Linked DNA regions of Homo sapiens: region 1 is linked to region 2. A link is an interaction called in ENCODE POLR2A ChIA-PET data of the cell type or tissue named here. Cell type or tissue: PC-9. All regions are shown on one strand. Links, peaks and the distances in the headings refer to the core of each region. The heading gives the core; the rest is flanking DNA.

Region 1 (12,764 bases), core at 3,745-11,744, 170 kb after region 2:
TTGAGTATTAGCAGATTTTAATATCTGTGGGAGTCCTGCAGCCAGTTCCTCCGAGGATACTGAGGGCTGACTATAATTTATTTATTTATTTAGATGCATTTCTAAATAAAAAGTAAGTTGTAGTCAGCACACTATTGCCTAAGTATGTCAGTATTTATATCGTTACCTAGGGTTCAATAATGCTTATATATATTTTTTCCTTTTGTGATATATATATAGCGGAATGCACAGATTATTGGGAAAGTTTTAACAGATGCAAACGTGTAACTCAAACTCCTTTCAAGATTACAGAATGTTCTGGGGGTGATGGCAAAATTCCCTGAAGCTCCTTCCCATGTCACTCCTCGCTTTGCCTCCCCTGCTGCCCATACTGTTTTGTTTCTACTATAGATTAGCTTTTTTTTCCTGTTCCAGAATTCATCTAGGAACCGTAAAATATATACTCTTGTGTAAGGCTTTCTTCACAGCATAATGTTTTTGCAATTTATCATGTCATGTATATCAGTTGTTTGCTTTTCTTGTTTTCTGATGAATCTTTGGGTGAATACACCACAATTTATTCATCGTCTTGTCGATGGATACCTGGGCTGTTTCCAGTTTTGAGCAATACCTAACATTGAAATTGACTTGTCAGAGGGTAGGTGTTTGTTTAATTCTGTAAGAAACTGCCAAGTTTTTTCCTTTTTTTTTTTTTTTTTTTTTTTTGACACAGACTTGCTCTATTGCCAGGCTGGAGTGCAGTGGCACGACCTCGGCTCACTGCAACCTCCGCCTCCCATGTTCAGGCGATTCTGCCTCAGCCTCCTGAGTAGCTGGGACTACAGGCATGCGCCACCAAGCCCAGCTAATTTTTGTATTTTTAGTCGAGACGGCGTTTCACCGTGTTGGCCAGGCTGGTCTCAATCTCCTGACTTCGTGATCCGTCCACCTTGGCCTCCCAAAGTGTTGGGATTACAGGCGTGAGCCACTATGCCCGGCCCCAACTTTTCTTTCAAAGTTTGTTGAACCATTTTATACTCTCACCATTGCTGTGTGGGAGTTAGGGTTAAACCATGTTTTAGCCATCCTGCTGGTTATGTAGTGGCATCTTATTGTGATTTTAACTGGCGTTTCCCTGATGATTAATGATTTAACACAAATTTACTGAGCATTTATATATCATGTTTTGTGACATCTGTTCAACTTATTTGCCCAATGTTTTATTGGTTGTTGGAGTTTCAGAAATGTTGGATTCATGTCAGATTTATGTTTCGTAGATTTTTTTCTTCATCTGTGCCTTGCCTATGTATGCATTCTCTCCCTTTTCCCCTCCTCCCTCTCTTTCTTCCTGTAACAGCTTTATTGAGAAAAAATTTATATACTCTATGCATTTTCTTAAAAGTGTCTTTTTATGGGAGAAAATTTTAATTTGCCTTTTTTCCCTGTAATTATTGAGAAGAGCTTTTGCCTTCCTGTGATGATTTTTCTCCTAGGTTTCCTTCTCCAAGTTTATGGGTCTAGCTTTTAGGTTTAAATCGATATATCTTGAATAATTTTTTTGTATGGTGTGAGGTATGCATTGAGATTTTTTTTCTGCATGCATATCCAGTTGTTCCAGCACCACTTATTGAAAAGATTATCTTTTCTCCACTGACGTCTTTTTAAAAAATTAGTTGTCTTTATATGTGTTGATTTCTGGACTCTGTCCTGTTTCATTGATATATTTGTCTATTTTTGAGGCCACTACCATACCCTCTTAATTGCTGTAGCTTTGTAATCTTGAAATCAGATACTATTAGTCTTCTATCATTATTCTTTTTTTGTTGTTGTTTTGGATATTCTGTGCTCTTTGAATTTCCATATGAATATTATAATTAGTTTGTCAATTTCTACAAAAATGGCTTGATGGGATTTTCATTGTGATTGCATTTAACTTGTAGATTAATTTAGGAGAGACTTGACATCTTAACAATATTGAGGCTTCCAATCCATGAACATTGTATATGTTTAAGTTTTTTAAAATTTCTCTTACCAGTGTTTTTTAGTTTTCAGCATAAAGATTTTACGCATGATATTATGAAGATTTTCTTTTTTGGGTGCTATTGCAAATGCAGTTTTTAAAACTTTATTTTTCTGGTTTGTTGTTGCTACTATATAAAAAATGCAACTGATTTTTTAAATTAAACTTGAATCCTGTGACCTTGCTAAATTCACTTACTAATTTGCTGCTTTGTAGATTCCTTAGGATTTTCCATAAGCAGCAATTCGTCATCTGCAAGTAGAGGCTATTTTCCCTTTCTGTCCTTTCTTTTTTTTCCTTTTCTTTCTTTGCCTTAGTGCAAAGGCTAGGACCACCAATACAATGTTGAATAGAAGTGGTTAATCCTTGCCTTCTACCTGACCTTAGGGGGAAGGAGTTCAGTATTTCAAAATTAAGTATGATGTTCTAGATATTTTAATATATGATCTTTATCACATTAGGGGAAATCACTTCTCTTCCTACTTTTCTGAGAGTTTTTGTCAAGACAGATGTTGCATTTTATCCCTGCTTTTTCTGTCCCCCAGCCAACCCCACCCCCACCTCTTTTTTTTTTGAGATGGTCAGCCTCCTGAGTAGCTGGGTCTACAGGCACGTGCCACCACGCCTGGCTACTTTTTGTATTTTTAGTAGAGACAGGGTTTCACCATGTTGGCCAGGCTGGTCTCGAACTCCTGCCCTCAAGTGGTTCGCCTGCCTTGGCTTCTCACAGTGCTGGGATAACGGGTGAGCCACCATGCTCGGCCTTTTTCTGCCTCTTTTGCATTACGTTGTTCTTCTCCTTTATTCTGTTACGGTGAATTACCTTGATTTTCAGATGTTAAACCAATCTTGCATTCCTGGAATAAACCCTACTTTGTCATGATGTGTTAGTATTTTAATATTGCCAACTTTGATACTATTTTGTTAAGAAATTTTGTGTATTATTTAAGGATAATATGATTTTCTTTATTTGTAATATCTTTGTGTGGCTTTCATGTTGGGATCACGCTGGTCTCATGAATCAAGCTGGAAATGTTTTCTTCTTTATTTTTTTGAGAGTTTATATAATATCAGGGCTGTTTTTTCCTGAGCTATTTGACACAATTCACTAGTGAAACCATGTGCCTGGAGTTTTGTTTGTGAGGAGCTTCATATATCAATTTCTTTCTTCCTTTTCCCTCTACTTTTCCCTTTTCCTTCCCCCTCCTCTCCCCTCTTTTCTTCCCCCTCCTTCTCCTCTTTTTCTTCCTTTTTTTTTTTTTTTTTGAGCTTGTCTCCCAGGCTGGAGTGCAGTGGTGCAACCTCGGCTCACTGCAGCCTCCGCCTTCCGGGTTCAAACGATTCTTATGCCTCAGCCTTGAGTTCCTTGGCTCAGCTGATCCTCCAGCCTCATCTTCCCAAGTAGCTGGGACTACGGGTGCACGCAGCCATGCCTGGCCAATTTTTAAAATTTTTTATAGAGTTAAGAGTCTGACCTTGTTGCCCAGGCTGGTCTCAAGCTCCTGGGCTCAAACAGTTCTTCCACCTTGGCCTCCCAAAATGCTGAGATTACAGGCGTGAGCCGCCATGCCCATTCTTTTCTAACTTAAGAACGAAGCTCAAGTCTTTGCTTTTAGGCCTTTCTTTTCTCATATATGCATTCACAACTATAAATTTCCCATTCGTCACTGCTTTAGCTGCATCTCATGATTTTTTTCTTATTTATTTATTATTATTTTTTACACAGGGTCTCACTCTGTCTCCTAGGCTGGAGTGCAGTGGTACAGACATGCTTCACTGCAGCCTCAGCCTCCTGGGCTCAAGCAATTCTCCCACCTCAGCTTTCTGGGTAGCTGGGACTACAGGTGCACACCACCACGCCCGGCTAATTTTGTATTTTTTTAGTAGAGACAGGATTTCTCCATGTTGGTCAGGTTGGTCTCGAACTCCCGACCTCAGGTGATCCACCTGCCTCGGCCTCCCAAAGTGCTGGGATTATAGGCATGAGCCACTGCACCTGGGCAATTTATTCAATTTTTTTTTATGGCCCAGCATATCATCTATCTTGGTGATTATAGATGTACTTGAAAAGAATGTGTATTCTGCAGTTATTATGTATAGTGTCTTTAAAATATCAAATGAGTCAAAGTGGTTAATAACCTTCATTTATTCTATGTGCTTGCAAATTTTTTTGTGTACTTCTGTTGTCTAGTTTTATCAGTTTAAGGGGGTGTTAAAATTTACAACTAATACTGTGAAAATGTCTTTTTCTCTTTCTCTGTTTTTTTTTTTTTTTTTTTTTTTTTTTTTTTTGAGACAGGGTATCACTCCGTCGCCCAGATGGGAGTGCAGTGGCATGAGCTCAGCTTGCTGCAACCTCTGCCTCTCAGGCTCAAGCGATTCTCCTGCTTCAGCCTCCTGAGTAGCTGGGATTATAGGCACACGCCACTACTGCCTGGCTAATTTTTGTATTTTTAGTAGAGATATGGTTTCACCATGTTGGCCAGGATGGTCTTGAACTCCTGACCTCAAATGATCCACCTGCCTCAGCCTCTCAAAGTGCTGAGATTTTTCCCTTTAATTCTGTCAGTTTTTGCTTTATGTATTTAGAGATGGTGATTAGGTGGCTGTACATTCAGGATTGTTACTTGTTTCTGATGAATTGACCATTTTATAATTTTGAAAAATTCCTCTGCTTAAAAGTCTACTTTATCTGATACTAATGTGTCAATTCTGATATTACTATATGGGTACTGTTTTCATGACATATAATATTTTATTTACTTTGTTCCTTTTTTTATGTTACTTTGAAGATCTTGTTGCTTACCAATGTTTATTTACTTTGAACCTACCTGCTTTCTGTATATTTAAAGTGCATCTCTGTGGGCAGCATGTAATTGATTCTTTATTATCTAATGTCTGCCTTTTAATGAGAGTGTTTAGTCATTAACATTTCATGTAATTATGGAGAGGTTGGACTTCAGTCTACCATTTTAATATTTGTATTCTGTTTGTCCCTTCTGTTTTCAGTCCTTTGTTATTCCTTTTCTGCCTTTTTGGGGGATAAATTGAATACCTTTAGAATTCTATTTTAATTTTTCTACTGACTTTTTTGCTATACCTCTTTGCATTTTCTCTCTCCTGTTAGTTATTGCTTTCACTTTTACCATTTACTTAGAGTTAATGTTGTAGCACTTTGCATAAAATGTAGAAACCTTGCAACTCTCTAGGTTTGTTCCCCCCAGTTTGTTTTGCTGTATTTGTCTGATATATCCTATCTGCATAATTTGAAACTTCTTAAGATAACGTTACAAGTTTTACCTTAAAAGAACACAGTCCAATTTATATTTATCCTGTATTTACCTTTTTTGTTTTTGAAACAGAGTCTTGCTCTGTCGCCCAGGCTTGTGTGCAGTGGCACAATCTTGGCTCACTGCAACCTCCATCTCCCGGGTTCAAGCAGTGCTTGTGTCTTAGCCTCCCAAATAGCTGGGATTACAGGTGTGCACCACCACACCTGGCTAATTTTTGTATTTTTAGTGGAGATGGCGTTTCACCATGTTTGCCAGGCTGGTCTTGAACCCCTGGCCTCAAGTGATCTGCCTGCCTTGGCCTCCCAAAGTGCTGGGATTACAGGTGCGAGCCACTGTGCCCGGCCTACATTTACCATTTTTGATGCTCTTCATTTCTTTTCTTTCTTTCTTTTCTTTTTTTTTTTTTGAGATGGAGGTTTGCTCTTGTTGCCCAGGCTGGAGTGCAGTGGTGCAATCTGGGCTCACTGCAACCTCCACCTCCCAGGTACAAGTGATTCTCCTGACTTAGCCTCCCAGGTAGCTCAGATTACAGGCATGCGCCACCATGCCTGGCTAACTTTTTTTGTATTTAGTAGAGACAGGGTTTCACCATGTTAGGCTGGTCATGAACTCCTGACCTCAGGTGATCCACCCGCCTCTGCTTCCCAAAATGCTGGGATTACAGGCATGTGCCACTGCGCCCAGCCTAATGCTCTTCATTTCTTACAGACTATTTGAGTGTCTGGTACCATTTTCTTTCAACTTGAATAATTCTCTCTCTCTTTTTTTTTTTTTTTTTTTTGATACAGGGTCTTCCTCTGTCGCCCAGTCTGGAGTGCAATGGCGCGATCTTGGCTCACTGCAACTCCACCTCCTGGTTCAAGCAATTCTCCCACCTCAGCCTCCTGAGTAGCTGGGATTACAGGCACCCGCCATCATGCCTGGCTAGTTTTTGTATTTTTGTAGAGATGAGGTTTCACCATGTTGGCCAGGCTAGTCTTGAACTTCTGACCTCAGGTGATCTGCTCGCCTCAGCCTCCCAAAGTGCTGAGATTACAGGTGTGAGCCACCTCGCCTGGCCTCTTTTTTCTTAAAATATCTTTATTTGCCTTCATTTTTAAAGAATATTTTCCCTGGATATGGAATTCTAGATTGGCAGCTTTGTATTTGAGCTCTTTAAAGATGTTGTTTTATTGTCTCTGTTCTCTTTTGTTTCTGCAGTACAATATGAAGATGTCTGTGGTCATCCAATTTATTGTTCTTCTTTATGTAAAGTTTCATTTTTCTCTAGCCATTTCAAGTATCTTCGTCTTCAACTGTGATATACCTACTTGTGGTTGTTTTTAGATTGAATATGCTTTGCTCTTTTTTGCGGAGAGTGGGGAGTTGTCCCAGACTCTTACACATATTAATATGTTAGCCCCAATGATACTGTCCCACAGATCTGTATAACTTGGTTGGACTCAAAACAGCAAATTCTGTCTTTTAGGCAGTGGGTCATATTTTGGTTCAGCTCTTTTAGTTACTTGGAAACTGCCCTACACATGAGTAGATCAGGGATCATCCAGAGATTTAGGCAGAGTTTATATACAGAATTTGGGGTTCCTTCCTGCCCACTGGCTCATTTTCCTCCCAGGAATTTCCTCTCATTTTGCAGCAGCTATGGATTGCCCTGAACTCTATCCTTTTATCTTTAAGCTAGAAAGTCTGTGGGGGTTTCTGTTGGAGTTTTAGCTCTCCCATGTAGCACAGACCAGGACCAGTTGTCAGGCTAAAAGCTGTAAACATCAGAGAACTCTCCCCGTATTATTCCTTTCTTAAAAGAGTTGACTCCCTTCTTCTCATTCTCCAGTGCCTTCCTGCATTAGTCCGTTCTTTTCACTGCTATAAATAAATACCTGAGCTTGGGTAATGTATAAAGAACAGAAGTTTAATTGGCTTACGGTTCCATAGGCTTTACAAGAATCATGATGCTGGCTTCCGGGGAGGCCTCAGGAAACTTACAGTCATGGCGGAAGGCAAAGGGGGAGCTGGCACTTCCTGTGGCTGGAGCAGGAGCAAGAGAGAGAGAGGGGGGGAAGACAACCAGATCTCATGAGAACTTACTATCAAAGGAATAGCACCAAGGGGATGTTGCTAAACCATTCAGAAAGGACGACCCTCATTATCCTGTCACCTTGCACCAGGCCCCACCCCCAACATTGGGGATTACAGTGACATGACATTTGGGCAGGGACACAGATCCAAACCATACATTTCATATAGTTGTTCTATAAATTTTATCCAGAGATGAGGATTGCTTGAGCTCAGGAGTTAGAGACCAGCCTTGGCAAGATAGGGAGATCCCATCTCTACCAAAAATTAAAAAAAAAAAAAAAAATTAGCTGGGTGTGGTGGTGCGTGCCTGTGGTTTGTCCCAGCTACTTGGGAGGCTGAGGTAGGAGGATTGCTTGGGCCTGGGAGGTAGAGGATGCAGTGAGCACCACTGCACTCCAGCCTGGGTGACGGAGTGAAACCCTGTCTCAGAAAAAAATTCTTTTTAATTTTAATCCAGAGTTTATAGTTTTATCTATGGGAGGGTCATTTGGAAAGTTGGCCATTACTTGGCCAGAAGCAGAACCCTCCCTGCTTACATTTTGAGAAAAATAGATTGAGATTCTATAGTATTCTGCTTTAGTTTTTCTTTCTTGATCTCATATGGTACTTGTCTTTTGCTGACACTATTCATTCATTGAAATTAATAACCTTGCAAAATAAAAATATAAGAAGTCAGTGTGGCTCACCCTCCACCCTCCACTCCCACTCCATCTTTCATCCCGTTTTTATTTCCACGTCTGTCTAACTTGGCTCTGCCTGGTGCCTTTATAGCTAAAATTAGCCACACTTGATATTTTTAACTCTACGGTGCTTGGAAAGTATTTTGAGAGGCTTTGCCATATAACTTCATGAAAATAATGTGAGGAAAAGAAGAACTACAGGAAACAGGTGAAATAATCTATTCAGTTACTGAGAAAAGTTTCTTATTAATGGGAGAATTTATTAAGATAGGGAAGTATGTGTTGCCAAGTGAAGTGTTTTCCCACATTTTTCTTTTTTTTCTGTGACCATTTCTAGATGTCTGTACTTTTTGTGAACTCTCATGCTGTGAATGACGGTTTAGGTTTGCTGGTGCACTGGGAATTGATCTTTGAAAATTACAAGTCCAGTTAAAAAAAGATGGGTGGCCAGACGAAGAATCTGAGCCCTGTGTGCCTATATGTGTGCTAAAAGTCACGGAGCTTATGAAATCTGAGGTAATCTTGGCTTTTTTTTTTTTTTTTTTTGGTTTTTTTCTTGAGACAGAGTCTCGCCCTGTTGCCCAGGCTGGAGTACAGTGATGCGATCTCGGCTCACTGCAACTTCCACCCTCCCAGGCTTCAGCCTCCCAAGTAGCTGGGATTACGGCACGAGACACCATGGCTGGCTAATTTTTGTATTTTTAATAGAGACAGGGTTTCACCATGTTGGCCAGGCTGTTCTCGAAGTCCTGATCTCAAATGATCCACCCACCTTGGCCTCCCAAAGTGCTGGGATTACAGGCGTGAATTGCACCCGGCCCAATCTTAAGTAGTTTAAGGTCTTGGGGTCAGGCACGAGGGAGTGAAGGGGTAGTGTGTTACTTATAGCCACACAATAAATTACACAAAGTTTTAGTGGCTTAAAACGTCACGTATTTATTACACAGTTTCTGAGGGTCAGGATTCTGGGTTTGGCTTAGGTGGTTCCTCTAGCTCAGGGTCTTTCATAAATGCAGTCAAAATGTTGGCCAGGGCTGCAGTCTCAACTGAAGTCATCACGGGGGGAGGAGGATCTGCTTCTAAGCTCATTCACATTAATGGATTGGATTTAGTTGCATGCCAGCTGTTAGACTGAGGGCCTCATTTTATTCCTGATAATTGTCTCGTGTGGGCCTCTCCATAAGGTGGTGGCAAGCTAGATGGAAGCCAGAGTCACTTCGTAAATTAACCTTGGAAGTGACATTCCATATATATATATATGTATTTTTTTTCCCATATTCTGTTCAGTAGAGGTAAGTCTCTGGGCATGAATACTAGGAGGTGTGGAGATTATTAATAGCTATTTTTTTGTTGTTGATGAGTTGAGGGTGTGGGGAAGAAGAAGAAGGTATAATAAATTTTTATTTCTTACAGTGTATACTTAGAGTAGGAACCAGAATCACACAGTAGGGTGAGAAATTTTAAAAGCAAAGTTTACCACTAGGAAGCTATGTGATGTCTTACATAGGAAGAACAGCAAAGCATCTCAAATAAAGGAACATAACAAAACTTTAAACATTGAAAGGTTCTTTTTCTGTAGTTTTAGGTTGAAGTTTTATCTTAATTTTCTAGTCAATATTTTTCTACACTGACTTGGATGAAAATATTTATAACTGAAAATATATTATTTCTTTTTACCTATTCTTTTTGAAAGATGTAAAGACATATTCTTCTAATTGGCTAATAGATTTCAAAGTTCATGTGCGTCCTGTAATGTGCTAAACTCATACATTGTGTAGTAACAAAGTTGGAGTAGTTTAAATAAAATAATGGAACGATAGCTGCTATTCTATTCTTCATGTTTCTGTGTGCATGTCTGTGTGAATCTCTATCTGTATCTATAGTTTGATGTCTAAAATGTTTCCCACAGATTTTGTCTTTCATGTAATTCTTTGAAGAAAGTTGAGATTCTATTTGAAGGAAACTTTCCCTGGAGTATTAATTTTATGAATAAGTTTCTTCCTACTGCCTTAAAAAAATCTGATATTCTAGACATGTTTTTGTTATAGGTTAACATTGTATCTTCAGTAATGAAACCTTTAAAATAAACCTTGGTTATTTCTAAAAAGAACATAAATTTCAGCAAATAAATTCTTTCCTCTTAGCTTCAAATTAAATATAACATGAAGTATAATGTGGAAATAATAGAAAATATGTGAAGAGGTAATTTTGTGGAACTAATATAGTTTATAGTCAGAATCTTTCTTTTTTTAGTAGAGTGGTTGCAAGTCCAGACCTGGAAGCAGACTGGCTGCTTTAAGTCCCATTTCTGCCTCTCCCTACAGTATGTCTTTAGTCAAGTTAATTCACTTCTTGTGTCTCCATTTCCTATCTGTAAAATGGGGATATTAACGGTACCTACCACATAAGGTTGTTGAAGAAATAAGCGAATTAATAAAGGCAAAGCACATAGAACCATATATGGCACTTAGTAAGTACTATATACATATCCTTATTTTTTACTATTATTAGTAGTATTATTAGTATCAACACTGGCTCAGTAACTGCTTATGTCACTTAATTGTCTCTGGGATTTAGGTCTTTCATAACATAAACCAAGAGATTTGGATTCTTTATAACTGACTAACTGGGGAGCTGTTAGTCTCTATTAGATAGTAATTCACTGATAAGATTTTTCCTCATTGATAGGATTTTTTGTGCCTACAGTTAAACAATACTCTGAAATATTTATAGACAGTTGTAGAGTGCATTCTTCTGAAACTGTTGGTTTTAATTTTTCCAAGTAACGTTTGCTTTATCTTTGTTAATTAGTCTTTCATATTACAAGAAAGAGCATTGCTTGAATTTTTTCTGTGCTGCTTAGCAGCAGGCTGTCTTTGTCATTATGTGGCCAGCTAGAGTTGCACACACAGAGCAGGTTCCCACCCTAGATAATCTCAGTCTTACTAGTTTGTTAATATTTCTTTCTTTTCTTCCTTTTTTAAGAGAGAGTGTCTCGCTCTGTCGCCCAAGCTGGAATGCAGTGGCTCAGTAATAGCTCACTGTAACCTTGCACTCCTGGGCTGAAGTGGTCCTTCTACCTCAGCCTCCCAAGTAGGTGGGACTACAGGTGCACACCATTGTGCCTGGCTAATTTATTTTATTTTTCATATCTTGTGGAGACAGAGTCTCACTTTGTTTTGTCCAGGCTGATCTCTAACTCCTGGGCTCAAGTGATCTTCCTGCCTTGGCTTCTCAGAGTGCTGGGATTGCAGGTTAGAGCCACTGTATCCAGCCTGTTAATGTTTCTTTTTATTTTTTTCGGTCTCCAGAGCTTTTGTAAGTTTTACAAGTTTCTCTGTCTCTCTTATGGTTCTAAGAATATGGAAATTGTGCATTCTAATTGTCTTTATTATTCTCTGTCTCCAGGTATGTTGCAGATAGGGACAGGTTCTTTTTACCGCCTGAGTCACATTTATTGAATTTTGCAGATTCTATACTTAAGTAAGAGGAATTCATGATTGAAGTCAAATAGTACCATAAGAATTATTGAGAAAAGATTACTCCCTAAAAAGATTACTCCCTATTGAAAAAAAGATTACTCCTAAGCACACATGACTACATGTGGTAGGTACATTCTCTAAAGTACTTTTTCTACATACTATTGTATTTAACCTTTAACGTTTTCCCCTATTTTAAGAGATTTTTTCATCCTGCAGAATGACCCAATAGATTTGCTGAAATGTTTTCTTTTAAATCATGCCATCTTGCTTTTGATGGTCATTTAGACTGACCATTTTCTTTGGTGAATCTGGATCAGTTATACTAGACTGCATTTGTACTTTGCACATGAATATAGGTGTTGTAGGACAAAGAGTTTAATAGTGCCATATTGATGTTTTTACCTTTTATTTATTATTCTATTTCTCAGAAAGATGAATGAAACATAAGTGTGGTCTTTAGAGGAAGTTTTGCCTTTCTGCATATTTGGTGCTGCTGCATTCCAGATGGTTTTCTTGCCTTGCAGAAAATAACTTTGTAGGCTGCCGTTATTTGCATCTGCTGTTTGTCAGTGGCATTCACAGTGTTTTTGTTGTATTCCTCAATCTCTCAGCCATTGTGGCAGAACCGAATTGTAACTAGCAAGCAAATTTTTTCTCCTGATTCTTAGCAAGATTTTTTCTTTCTTTTTTTAATGGAATGGCAAAGGAGATAAGTTTCTAATTTGGTCTACTGGTGATAGTGGTTAGTTAGTTGAAATCAAGTTTGGTATCCTTAAAAATGACATATAACTTTAAATATTTATTTTTCATTTATTTTTGGAAGCTTAAACAGATTTTTAAGTTTTTTAAAAAGTTTTTTGAGATGGGGTCTTAACTCTGTCACCCAGGTTGGAGTGCAGTGGCACAATCTTGGCCCAAGGCTCCAGTAATCCTCCCACCTCAGCCTCCTGAATAGCTGGGACTACACGTGCCTGCCACCCTGCCCAGCTAAGTTTTGCACTTTTTGTAGAGGTGGGGTTTTGTTATGTTGCCCAGGCTGGTCTTGAACTCCTGGGCTCCAGCAATCCACCTGCCTCAGCCTCCCAAAGTGCTGGGATTACAGGTGTGAGCCACTGTGCCTGGCCCAGAAATTTACTTTCTCACAGCTCTGAAAAGTCTGAGCTTGATGTGCTGGCAGGGCTGGTGCTGGTTTCCTCTGAGGCCTGTCTCCTTGGCTTGCAGATGGCCGCCCTCT
Region 2 (12,764 bases), core at 1,775-9,774:
TTGTGTTAGAAGACAAGCCATAGACTGGGAGAAGACATTTAGAACATGTGCAACTGACAAAAGATTCCTATCCAAAATACATAAAGAACTCCTATAACTCAGTAAAAGAAAAAAAAAAGAAAGAAAAGAAAAAAGACCCTCAACCTCATAGAAACTAAGGACAAAGATTACAGTAAGCAATTTCATTCCTAGAAGAAGGGACCCAAATGAGAATGTCCACACTCAGTGGTGATCAAAAAATGCAAATTAGAGGACAAGACAATAATTTATGCCTGTTGGATTAGCAAAAATTAGAAATCTGGCAATATAAGTATTCATGGAGATGTAGAGTAGAATTCATGCACTTAGAAACCAATTTGGTATTATCTGTTAGAAATGTGTATATCCAGGCCAGGTGGGGTAGCTCACACCTGTAATCCTAGCACTTTGGGAGGCCGAGGCAGGCAGGTCACTTGAGCTCAGGAGTTTGAGACCAGCCTGGGCAACAAGGCGAAATGCGGTGGCACATGCCTGTAGTTCCAGCTGCTAGGGAGCCCGAGGCGTGAGGATCACTTGAGCTGGGGGGTTGAGGCTGTAGTGACCCATGATGGCGCCACTGTACTCCAGGCTGGGTGACAGAGTGAGACCCTGGCTCAAAAGAAAGAGAAGAAATGTGGACTCTATACCCCTCAGAAACTCTTGGGCAAGTGTGCACATATGCTTGGAATATACACTTGGCTGTCCATTACAACATTGTTTATAAAAGCTAAAACTAGAAAAAATGGAGAAATATTTCACGACATATTAATGTAATGGCATACTATATAGAAGTTAAAATGAATGTACTTCACATATTCCTGTATATATACACATATATAATTGTGGATGAATTTCTAAAATATATGAATATTGAATAAAAGAAAAGTAAATTTAAAAAGAATATGGACATATATCATGTACATATTTTTTTTTTTTTTGAGACAGGGTCTCACTCTGTTGCCCAGGCTGGAGTGTAGTGGTGTGAACATAGCTCACTGCAGCCTCGACCTCCTGGGCTCAAGCCATCCTCCCACCTCAGGCTCCAGAGTAGTTGGGACCGCAGGTGGATACCCCCACATCTGGCTAATTTTTAATTTTTTTATAGAGACAGGGTCTCGCCATGTTGCCCAGTCTTGTCTCGAACTCCTGGGCTCAAGCAATCTTCCTGCCTTGGCCTGCCAAAGTGCTAGGATTATAGGCGTGAGCCACTGCACCAAGCCCATACCTAATTTACACCTAGCATAATATTTTGGCTCTCTCTATGTCATAAGAGTACAAAAATAATTAGAAGGGTCACAGAGCAATAGAAGGATAGTACATATCTGTAGTGAAGGAGAGAAGGGAATGGAGATGGCCTCAATTGTATCTGTAATGTTTGTTGTTCCTTTAGGAAAAAAATATAAAAAAGAATCTGAAGCAAATATATCAAAAGAATGACATTGGAATATCTGGGTGGTAGGCATGGAGTGTTATATATTATTGTTCTCTGTACTATTCTGCATATGTGAAATATTTTGTAATTAAAAATTTTGTTCTTAATTGAGGTCCTAAAGTTTCTTCTTGCTAAATCTCATCTTTTTTTTTTTTTTTTTCTTTGCAACGGAGTCTTGCTCTGTGGCCCAGGCTGGAGTGCAGTAGCGTGATCTCAGCTCACTGCAACCTCTGCCTCCTGGGTTCAAGTAATTCTTCTGCCTCAGCCTCCCAAGTAGCTGGAATAACAGGCTCATGCCACCACACCTGGCTAATTTTTGTATTTTTGGTAGACATGGGGTTCCACCACATTAGTCAGGGTGGTCTCGAACTCTTGATCTCAGGTGATCTGCCTGCCTCGGCCTCCCAAAGTGCTAGGATTACAGGCATGAGCCACTGCACCTGGCCTGTTCTTTTTTTGTTTTAGAGGTGGGGTTTTGCTATGTTGCTCGGGCTAGAGGGCAATGACTATTCACGGGCGTGATCATTATGCAGTGCAACCTCAAACTTCTGGGCTCACATCATCTTCTCACTTCACCCTCCCTAGTAGCTGGGAACAGCAGGTGTGCACCACCATACCAGGCTAAATCTCATCTTTTTTCATGACTTTAGAACCCCTCGGCTCAAGTTCACCTCTATGAAAATGGTTCCTAAATCTGATTTTCTATCCTTTTTTTCCCAGCATCATTTCTGTATCTCCACCCACTTAATGGCTATGTCTTCTATTTTGTCAAATTTATCATCTAAGTTGATTATCTCTAACACTGCTATCTCAAAACAGCTCTTTTTTTTAATTTTCTGTTTCTTGGCCAGGAGCCACGGCAACATGTCTGTATTCCCAGCACTTTGGGAGGCTGAGGAGGGCAGGCAACTTGAGGCCAGGAGTTTGAGACCAGCCTGGCCAACATGATGAAACCCCATATCTACTAAAAATACAAAAATTAGCCAGGTGTGGTGGCGCATGCCTCTAGCCCCAGCTACTTGGGAGGCTGAGACTGGAGAGGCTGAGGCTCACTTGAGCCCAGGAGGTGCAGGCTGCAGTGAGCAGAGATCACGCCACTGCACTCCAGCCTGGGTGATGGGGCCAGACTCTGTCTCAAGGAAAAAAAAAATTCTATTTCTGTCAATAGCACACTCAATAAATGGTAGTTTTTATTTTCATTAGTCCCTTCAACTTTTGCCTCTTCTCACTGAGTTCACTATATACAGAACTGCCAATTTATCTTCTGGAAATTCTGGTTTTCATTTTTTTCTGAAATGCTGTTGTGTTTTTTTTTTCCCCTGAAATACTGTTTTGCATCAATTATTCCCACGCTTGAAAAACTTTTGGTGGCCCACTGCCAGCATAAGATGGTCCAAAATCCTTAACCATTTGTGTACAACCTCAAAGTCTGGCCCAGCTTTGTTGCCCACTGTCCGCTGTCACTAAAGAGGCAGTCATCACCGCCCCCTCAGGCTGCTTGTTTTCCTGTCTTCTTGCATTTGTTCCATCCCGAGATGCTTTTGCCTTCCCACCCTTCACACTCAGGTCAAATCTCTTCTGCGTGAAACCTTTGCCCAGACCACTGCTGGAAGCATTTCCATGGCACCGTCCATGTGCTGCTGCAGGTGTGGACTACGGCACCTCTCCCTGTAACCTCGCCCTGATTCCTCTCCATTGATAATGAGCTGAAAGATTCAGCAGACCCAGGAAGCAGAGGTGTGACGAATAGACACGGTTACCCATAAAGTATCTCATACATCTGCACACTAAACCCATCTCACCCTTTGCTTTGCTTTGCTTTGCTTTTCTCTTTTCTTTTCTTTTTCCTCCTCTCCTCTCCCATGCCCTCCCCTCCCCTCCCCTCTTCTCCTCTCTTCTCTCCTCTCCTCTCCTTTCCTTTCTCTTTTCCTCTTTTATTTTTTTTTTTTTTTGAGACAGTCTTGCTTTGTCACCCAGGCTGGAGTGCAGTGGCACAAACATGGCTCACTACAGCCTTAACTTCCTGGGCTCAAGAGATCCTCCTGCGTCACCCTCCTGTGTAGCTGGGACCACAGGCGCATGCCACCACACCTGGCTAATTTTTTTATTTTTTGTAGATACTGGGTCTCCCTTTGTTGCCCAGGCTGGTTTCGAACTCCTGGGCTCAATGATCCTCCCGCCTTGGCCTCCCAAAGTGCTGGGAGTACAGGCATGAGCCACCGCATCTAGCCCCTTGCTTTTCTTTCTCCTAATTTTCTTCTGTGATATCAGCTCTAAAGGAGGCTGCCTTACATCAGACTTGGAGAGACATAGGGTGGTGTTCTCTGATTTATGGCAAGAACTTGAGGAAAATGAGATTCCTTTCAGCATAATTTTGATAAATTCTAAGGTGTGCATTTTTCCCACTTTAATATCTCTGAAATCAGGGTGTATCTTACAACCAATGAAGCTTTGTTTCTCTTGATGGAATACAAAAGTAAAAAGTACCACTTATATTGGTGCTATCTTAAATTCGATAAAATAAGGTATATAGGAAAGTATTTAAAATGTATATAAATGCAAATAAACAGCTTTTATTATTTGATGTGAATATTAAATATCAGTGTTAAACATTAGATTTTGAAACATTGTTCTAGGGTGGCATAAGAACATAGTTCCAGGACAACATTCTAGCACATTCCCTTGTAAAATCAGCACTGTGTATATCTCTTCTCTATTCTGCCATATTTTGTAAGACGTTAGAAGTCAGAGACCCAGGGAAAGATACCTCTTGATATTCTCTACAAAAAGAGCAATAAAGAGCAGTCAGGAAGCCCTGCAAGTGAAATAATGAGCAAAACGTTTGTATGAAAAAAGGAACTGGGCCAGGCGCAGTGGCTCACGCCTGTAATTCCAGCACTTTGGGAGGCCGAGCTGGGCAGATCACCTGAGGTCAGGAGTTAAAGACCAACCTGACCAACATGGCAAAACCTCGTCTCTACTAAAAATACAAAAATTCACCAGGCATGATGGCGGGTGCCTATAATCCCAGCTACTTGAGAGGCTGAGGTGGGAGAATCTCTTGAACCCAGAAGGCAGAGGTTGCAGTGAGCCGAGATTGCCCCAGTGCACTCCAGCCTGGGTGACAGAGCAAGACTCCATCTCAAAAAAAAAAAAAAAGAAATTGAAGAAGAAGAAGAAGGAAGTGGCCAGTGGTGCTGGAGGTAATAAGTGGGTAATGAAGGATAGAATCCCTAGGCTTGGGGTCTCAGCCCTGGATAGACTGCTAGCCGTCATCTACCTATGCATGCTTCTCACCATAAGCAGAGAGCTGAACGTTTTGGTTCCCCAGTAGTCACTCCAGGCCTGTGTTGTGACAACAGAGGTTATCTGACAGCTTGGTCAGGAATTCATTGTTTCTTTTATATTTTCATTATATTTTTCCCACCTGCTTCCATATCGCTACCACCAGGGATTTAGGAAGACCAGACTCTCCCTTTGTCCTCTGTCACCTCCTCATACCACTTCTCCCAACCAGTCGTAGGGCCAGGGAGCCCCAACTTATGTCACTGTCACTTACTTGCCACCTTATGCCCCATTTGCCCATTCTCTCCGAATGACTTAGGCAGTAAATTCCCCAGGGCGGTCACAATCTGCGTGATCATGGGAGACCCTGAGTGCAGTATGTTACTCCATAAATAATTCACTGTTCTCATTTTGAAAGCAAGGAGATCTGAGTAACTGGAGAGGGAAGGCAGAGGGGTGATTGAAAACACACACCAGGATAGGTCTTCTCAGACGCTTTGTTACATGGCTTTCTGTACTTGACTGCTTTGGAAGCTGTAAATAGGACTGTGGCCAATGTGGTCCCTGGATGCTGGGGCAGGGGGCCGACTGCAGAGAACTTGTTCCTTCCAGGAAACTGGGTTCTGTCCAAGGCAGAGCCTAGGAGCTGGTGTGACTGCAGTAGTAGGAACGTAGGGATGAGAAGGATGTGAGGATGCAAACACATCCAAGGGCAGGGAGTCACTTTGTGTGTGAAAGCCTTTCTTTGGCATCTCGGATGCATCTGCGTTGCCCTCCTTGGCATCTCCTGGATGAAAGGAGGTCAAGGAATACTATTTTGAGGTGCTTAAAGAGGGACAGGAGGCTGCTGGATATACAAGCCTGCTTGTGGGAGGATGAAGGGAAAAAAGGCCTCATCAAGGCCGTGCTAAACCCAGATGCTGTTCTTTGACCTTCATTCCAGTTGCTGCATCACTCCTGGGTGTTTTGTCTTTGCCAAAACCACATAGGGAGGAAGTTACTAAGACAAAGGGGTGACTGCAGAGCCAATTTCTATTCCTAGCCTGTGGTTGACCCTGGCAAGTAACCTTGAGCAGGTCATTAACCCCTCCCTAGGGTGACTATAATGGATTCCAACCTATGTCAGGAAAGTCCTGTGAAAACTGATAAGTTGAGACTTTTAAGTGCCTTGAGATCTTAGAAGAGATAAACAAACAATATCCCTGTGTTTTGTGAGCATGTTATGGGCTGCCCTTGAAATCTGATTCTCCATGCACTGGCCATGCTCTGTCCTTTGCTTGGTGACCAGGTGTAGAACACACTTAGGAGTAGCAATAAAAACAGCTAACATCTATTAAACTGTTACTGTGTGCTGGGCACTGTAGTTTAACGCTCACAGCAACATTCTAAGGTACAAATGACGAAACAGAGAGGTTAAGTAACTTCCCAAAGTTGCACAGTTGATAAGCCAGAGCCAGTATCTGCACTCCGGGCTCCAGAGTCCAGGCTCTGCTCTTACCCGAGATAAGAAGCAGATAAGCCGGGCGCGTTGGCTCACGCCTGTAATCCCAGCACTTTGGGATCACGAGGTCAGGAGATTGAGACCATCCTGGCTAAAGTGGTGAAACCCTGTCTCTACTAAAAATACAAAAAAAAAAAAAAAAAAAAAAAAAAAAAAAAGCCAGGCGCGGTGGCAGGTGCCTGTACTCCCAGCTACTCGGGAGGCTGAGGCAGGAGAATGGCGCGAACCCAGGAGGCAGAGCTTGCAGTGAGCCGAGATTACGCCACTGCACTCCAGCCTGGGAGACAGAGCAAGACTCCATCTCAAAAAAAGAAAAAAAAAGAAGCAGATAAGAACCATATTTAGGCCCCATGTGGTGGCTCATGCCTGTAATCCCAGTACTTTGGGAGGCTAAGGAGGGCAGATCACCTGAGGTCAGGAGTTCAAGACCAGCCTGACCAACATGGTGAAACCCTCTCTCTACTAAAATACAAAAATTAGCCGGGCATGGTAGTGCGCGCCTGTAATCTCAGCTACTAAGGAGGCTAAAGCAGGAGAATCACTTGAACCTGGGAGGTGGAGGTGGCAGTGAGCCAAAATCATGCCACTGTACTCCAGCCTGGGTGACAGAGCTAGACTCCGTCTCAAAATAAATAAATAAATAAATATTTTAAAAAGCATATTTAATAACTATGTAATTTGTCGTTAGTGAGCACTTGCTATATGTTCTGCACCAAGCTGGGGTGGTATGAGTGACATGGAACTATATAAACAAGCAGAAGACAGACGGGAGTTGGGTGCTAAATTGACGATACCAAAGTTCTTTTGAAAATCTAAGGAAAAGAGATCCACTATGGGCTGGACTTTTGGGGAAAATGTTGGAGAAAGTGAGGCTTGAGCACCCTTTTTTTTTTTTTGCCATCTAAGCAGACTATTTAGACTCTCTGGGACTACAATTCTAGAAAGATGCTAATTTGTATTGCTTATGAGAAAAAGGGCATGGAGGAGGGGCTATTTCATGGTTAAATCTGGAATCTGCTGCATACATTCATAGTCTTGTGCAGATTCACAATGCACTTTGGCTCTTGGAGGCTCTGCAACATTGTGTGATAAAGAAATCTGCTTTTCTTGGCCGGGTGCGGTGGCTCACACCTGTAATCCCAGCACTTTGGAAGGCCAAGGTGGGCAGATCATGAGGTCAGGAGATCGAGACCATCCTGGCTAACACGGTGAAACCCCGCCTCTACTAAAAATACAAAAAAGCAGCAGGGCGTGGTGGCAGGCGCCTGTAGTTCCAGCTACTTGGGAGGCTGAGGCAGGAGACTGGCGTGAACAGGGAGGCGGAGCCTGCAATGAGCCGAGATCGCGCCATTTCACTCCAGCCTGGGTGACAGAGTGAGACTCGCCTCAAAAAAAAAAAAAAAAAAAGGAAAGAAAAGAAATCTGTCTTTTTTTTTTTTTTTTTTTTACTCTGGCTGGAGTACAGTGGAGTGTAGTGGCACAAACATGGCTCACTGCAAGCCTCAAATTGCTGGGCTCAAGTGATCGTCTCATCTCAGCCTCCCAAGTAGCTGGGACCACCTGTGTGTACCGCCATACCTGGCTAGTTTTTTACATTTTTGTAGAGAGAGTCTTACTGTGTTGCCCAGGCTGATCTCCTGGATTCAACTCCTGGGCTCCAGCCACTATCCTGCTTTGGCCTCCCAAAGTGCTGGAAATACAGGCATGAACCACCTCACCTGGCCAGAACATTTTTTTCATAGAACTCGTATCAACATTTTATAGATGAGTGCAGTGTCTCATGTCTGTAATCCCAGCACTTCAGAAGGCTGAGGCAGGAGGATCACTTGAGCCCAGAAGGTCAAGGCCAGCCTGGGCAACATGGTGAAACCCCGTCTCTACAAAAAATACAAAAATTAGCTGGGTGTGGTGGCGAGTGCCTATATTGCCAGCTACTCAAGAAGCTGCGGTTGGAGGATCACTTGAACCCAGAAGATGGAGGTTGCAGTGAGCCAAGATTGTGCCACTGCACTTCAACCTGAGCAACAGAACGAGACCCTGTCTCAAAAAACAAAAATAAAAACAAACAAACAAAAAAAACTGCTGGGTGCAGTGGCTCTCGCCTGTAATCCCAGCACTTTGGGAGGCCAAGGTGGGCGGATCACAGGGTCAGGAGTTCGAGACCAGCCTGGCCAATATGGTGAAACCCCGTCTCTACTAAAAATACAAAAAAATTAGCTGGGTATGGTGGCAGGTGCCTGTAATCCCAGCTATTTCGGGAGGCTGAGGCAAGAGAATCGCTTGAACCCAGGAGGCAGAGGTTGCAGTGAGCTGAGATCGTGCCATTGCACTCTAGCCTGGGCGACAAGAGTGAAACTCTGTCTCAAAAAAAAAAAAAAAAATCATTTTATAGACTTTTATGTTTGGGAAGCACTGGTAGAGGAAAACACCTTACTGGAAAGTAGTTTACAACCCTCAGGCAACTTAAAATCAAGCTCCCTGAACATTCTATGTAACTTTCACTTTTACAGAGTCAACATTCATCACCTATCAGTCTTTTGACATTTGGTTATTTTCCCCATGTGTACCATGTTACTACCCTAGCCAGACTATGAATATCTCACATGCAAATACTTGGCAGCCGCATCTTTTTATCTCTCATGGCTCCTAGCTCACACCTTGTCTAAAAGAAGGTTGATAAATATTTGTTGGTTTAAAAACAGAGACAGAACAGGGGGAAGAAAATGGGGAGGGGAAAAACTCACACTTGAAGTGATAGCAATTATTGGTAGTTTGCAACTGATTACTTCATTGTAAATTGCTGTTCACCAATCAGTACCCTTTGAAAGACTAGTAAGTTGTTTAAAATGCAAAATAATGTTAATTTTTGGCTTGGCTTTAGTTGGAGCTGGATCTGCAGTCAGAAATAGCTGGCTTTGGGGCATGACCTCTAAATTATATCTTCCTTTATTAGCTCAGGGTGCTTTCTGCTGAGCTGGAAGTGCCTGGGGTAGGTCCCTCTGTCAGAGGATTGATGCTTAGACTGAGAATCCGATGAAGACCAAGTACCCCTGGGTCAGCATGACTGCAAAGGCCAACTGAATGGCTGCTTGTGACACCACTGCTTTGGGAAAAACTCACTCAGGGTGGTGGGAGCTTGCAGTTAAAAATACAAGAGACACATTTGGTTTGGTATCAGGGGCTGGTCTCAGATGCAGGCCCCTGTCCAAATATGCCTCCATCCCCTGCTCATCGGACCTAGTGCCCAGGGTTGGAGAGGGCACCATTTGAGAGATTTGTGGCTTTGAGGCTCTAAAAGCCTGACATTCTTAAAGGTTCTTCCCATGCTGACACCCTGACCCATTCCCAGTTTTGAAGCTAACCCAGGCTGGGAGAAGTAATTCATAAATCATTTGAAGCTGACACCTCAGAGGTGTTTTGATGGGAGTGGGACTTTGTCTCTTTTTTCAGGAGGAGGTGAGACAGGAGAGGAGGTAGAGTTCCTGCAAGAGATAAAGATGTCTCTGAACATTCGTAGAGACTTAGGAAAATTCTGGCTCCTGTGGGGAAGAAATTGATCTTGTTTGTTCTTTTCTTTCTTCTTGGTTGAGTTCCCAGTGTGGATCTTGCAGGCGTTTTGTTCTTGGTGTCAGAACCACCCAGGCTTGGTCGTCGCTGGGTCTGGAACCTCCTACAGATTCCACTGTCTCCCTGCCACAGAAGAAAGTCATGATTGCCCCTTGTGCAGACAGCAGGACCTGGGTGTGGGGCTCAGGGAGATTCCTGCAGAGCCCTGCTGGGTGTCTGCTTCCCACCTCCCTTCTTCGGGGTCCCAGTTAATGCCGCTATTCAGAAAAGACTGGAAGGAGGGGTTGGTGAGACTCAAAGCCTTGAAATTGGATCTGTGGTTGTTTTTCTCTAAAACCAAATGTATACCCACCCACTACCCGGCCAGCTGGTGCCCTTTCAGTCAGGGCCTAGTGACCCTGTAAGGAGTTGCTGCCAGTGGTGGAGCTGGCTGGGACATCCAGGCTCCATCCTGTTCGCCTGGCAAGTGTTCGAGAGCCAGTCTCATGTTTAGGCTCCACACGAGCCCTCCATGGGCATGTGGAGCCTGGTCCTCAATTTCCCATTTAACTCCCTCCTGATTGTACAGGCTTTGCACACAGTGGGCCTTCCATAAATGCTGCTGACAGACTGGGGAGGACTTGGGGGCTGGGAGGCTTCCTTTCATTTCCAGTGTTGAGGGGAGAGTATCAGAATCCTCATCTCTATCCTTGATTTCTCCAATGTCTGCCAAGGAGCCAGGGTGAGCACAGCTGTCAGTCTGTTTCTAGCCACGTTGCCAACTATCACACCCATCGGGGCAAAGAAGAACTTCCCTCAGCAGGATGTTTGTGGACAGCAGGTGACTGTCCTGCTCTGGGGCTGGCTTCAGCACCTCTGATCTAGCCACAGGCTCTCTTTCTTGTGGCTTCCCCTGTCATCTGCCCCTCCTGACCATCTGGCCACCCTGACTTCTGCCTGGTGGGAACGCTATCTGGTGGGTGGCAGCCTCTCCCTGCATGGAAGCTCCAGGCCAAGGGGCAGGGGGAGCAGCGGGCTGAATTGTCAGGGTTCAAACAGTTGAGCTAATACCAGTTTGCTCAGGGGTTTCTGGCTGCCTACCCGGGAGCCCAGGGCAAGGGGACCAAGCAATGTGCAATCTGCTCTTAACAGCCCCCATGCTTCCAGAGGCTTTCCTGGTTGAGAAAACACATTTGAATGTAACCTCATCTTGGAGTTCCAGCAGCTTCAACCTTGATGGTGTCTTCCTCGGGATTCCTTCATTCCTGATCCATGTAGAGGCTAACATTTACTGTGATCTTCCCATGTGCCTGACACCGTACCAAGAGCTTTCTGTGCACTATCTCATTTAATCTTCATAGTAACTCTATAAGGGAGCTTCAATTATCATTCTAGTTTCACTGACAAGCTAACTGAGGGCTGGAGAGGTTAAGTAACTTGTCCAGGATTGTATAGCCAGTCTGTGGCAGAGCTAGGAGTCTAACAGAGGCATTATAGTACTGTCTCATGTGCATGAAGACTGCTTTGTCCTGGATTAAAGTGTTTACATTTTACCAAATCTGGATCTTGTATCTATTCATCTAGCAGATGGGTCAGCCAACTATGCCCACAGGCCAAATCTAGCCATGGTATGGTCTGTTTTTTTTTTTTTTTTTCCGAGACAGAGTCTTGCTCTGTCACCAGGCTGGAGTGCAGTTGACACAATCTCAGCTCACTGCAACCTCCGTCTCCTGGGTTCAAGCGATTCTCCTGCCTCAACCTCCCGAGTAGCTGGGACTACAGGCATGCGACCCCATGCCCAGCTAATTTTTATATTTTTAGTAGAGACAGAGTTTCACCATGTCGACCAGGATGGTCTCGATCTCTTGACCTAGTGATCCGCCCACCTCAGCCTCCCAAAGTGCTGAGATTACAGGTGTGAGCCACTGCATCCAGCCTGGCTTTTTTTGGTTTTTGTTTGTTTTAGAATCAGGGTCTCACTTTGTTGACCAGGCTAGAGTACAGTGGTGTGATCATTGCTCACTGCAGCTTAAAATTCCTGTGCTCAAACAATCCTCCCATCTCAGCCTCCCAAGTAGGTGGGACTACAGGCACCAACCACCATGCCCAGCTATACCATAGTTAAAAAAACAAAAAACAAAAAACAAACAAAAAAACACCAGGCGCGGTGGCCCACACTTGTAATCTCAGCACTTTGGGAGGCCGAGGTGGGCGGATCACGAGGTCAGGAGATCGAGACCATACTGGCTAACACGGTGAAATGCCGTCTCTACTAAAAATACAAAAAATTAGCAGGGCGTGGTGGCGGGCACCTGTAGTCCCAGCTACTCGGGAGGCTGAGGCAGGAGAATGGCGTGAACCCAGGAGGTGGAGCTTGCAGTGAGCTGAGATGGCACCACTGTACTCCAGCCTGGGCGACAGAGCGAGACTCCATCTCAAAAACAAACAACCAAAAACAAAGAAGAAAATGTGACAAAGACAGTATTTGGCCTATAAAGCCTAAAATACTGACTATTTACTATCTGGGCCCTTACAAAAACAGTTTGCTGACTGCTAAGTTAGCATGCCACAGTATCCTGTCTCACCAATACGATCCAGAGAAAGCCCCAGCACCGTGTCTGCCAGCCTCCAATTCTCTTTGGACTCGGCCGCTTCCAAGAGTGCTCTGAACAATTAAAACCTCAATGAATACATTCAGTGCATGAAGACGGATGTGCCAGGGGGATTTTCAAATCTTCGGCTGCATCTTTGAGTGTGTGTAAACCTCGGGCCAGTTGCCTGGCAGGCCAGCCTGCGGCATGGGTCTTGACTTTCCCGATTGTGAAATGAGGATGAGAAATCTTGGCCTTGGAATGGAGGGAAATGAAAGAGGGGCATCTGACCGACTCTCAGAAAGACACAGGCAGGGAGCTCTGGAGGCTTCTTAGAAGGAAGAACCAGCCCGGCGCGGTGGCTCATGCCTGTAATCCCAGCACTATGGGA

What was found. ChIA-PET counts read pairs that join two places held together with the same protein. Peaks named below come from ENCODE experiments on the same cell type or tissue, not always from the same donor. Only the 100,000 strongest peaks of a DNase experiment are listed, where the experiment ranks them.
Region 1: POLR2A ChIA-PET joins it to region 2 with 15 read pairs; 10 of 35 experiments call an interaction of 5 or more read pairs at or near these places.

The regions. Positions count from the first base shown.
Region 1 is chr1:225,576,743-225,589,506 of GRCh38, reverse strand. The region is part of intron 1 of ENAH (ENAH actin regulator); the gene reads left to right. Among named protein-coding and RNA genes, the nearest start is that of ENAH, 70 kb to the left of the region's middle. In PC-9, for the core only: no CTCF peak of the experiment used is centred there; a DNase peak (open chromatin) is centred at 10,716; H3K27ac peaks cover 684 bases.
Region 2 is chr1:225,748,482-225,761,245 of GRCh38, reverse strand. No RefSeq gene overlaps it. Among named protein-coding and RNA genes, the nearest start is that of SRP9, 23 kb to the left of the region's middle. RefSeq lists an enhancer at 10,258-10,757. In PC-9, for the core only: no CTCF peak of the experiment used is centred there; a DNase peak (open chromatin) is centred at 5,805; H3K27ac peaks cover 1,329 bases.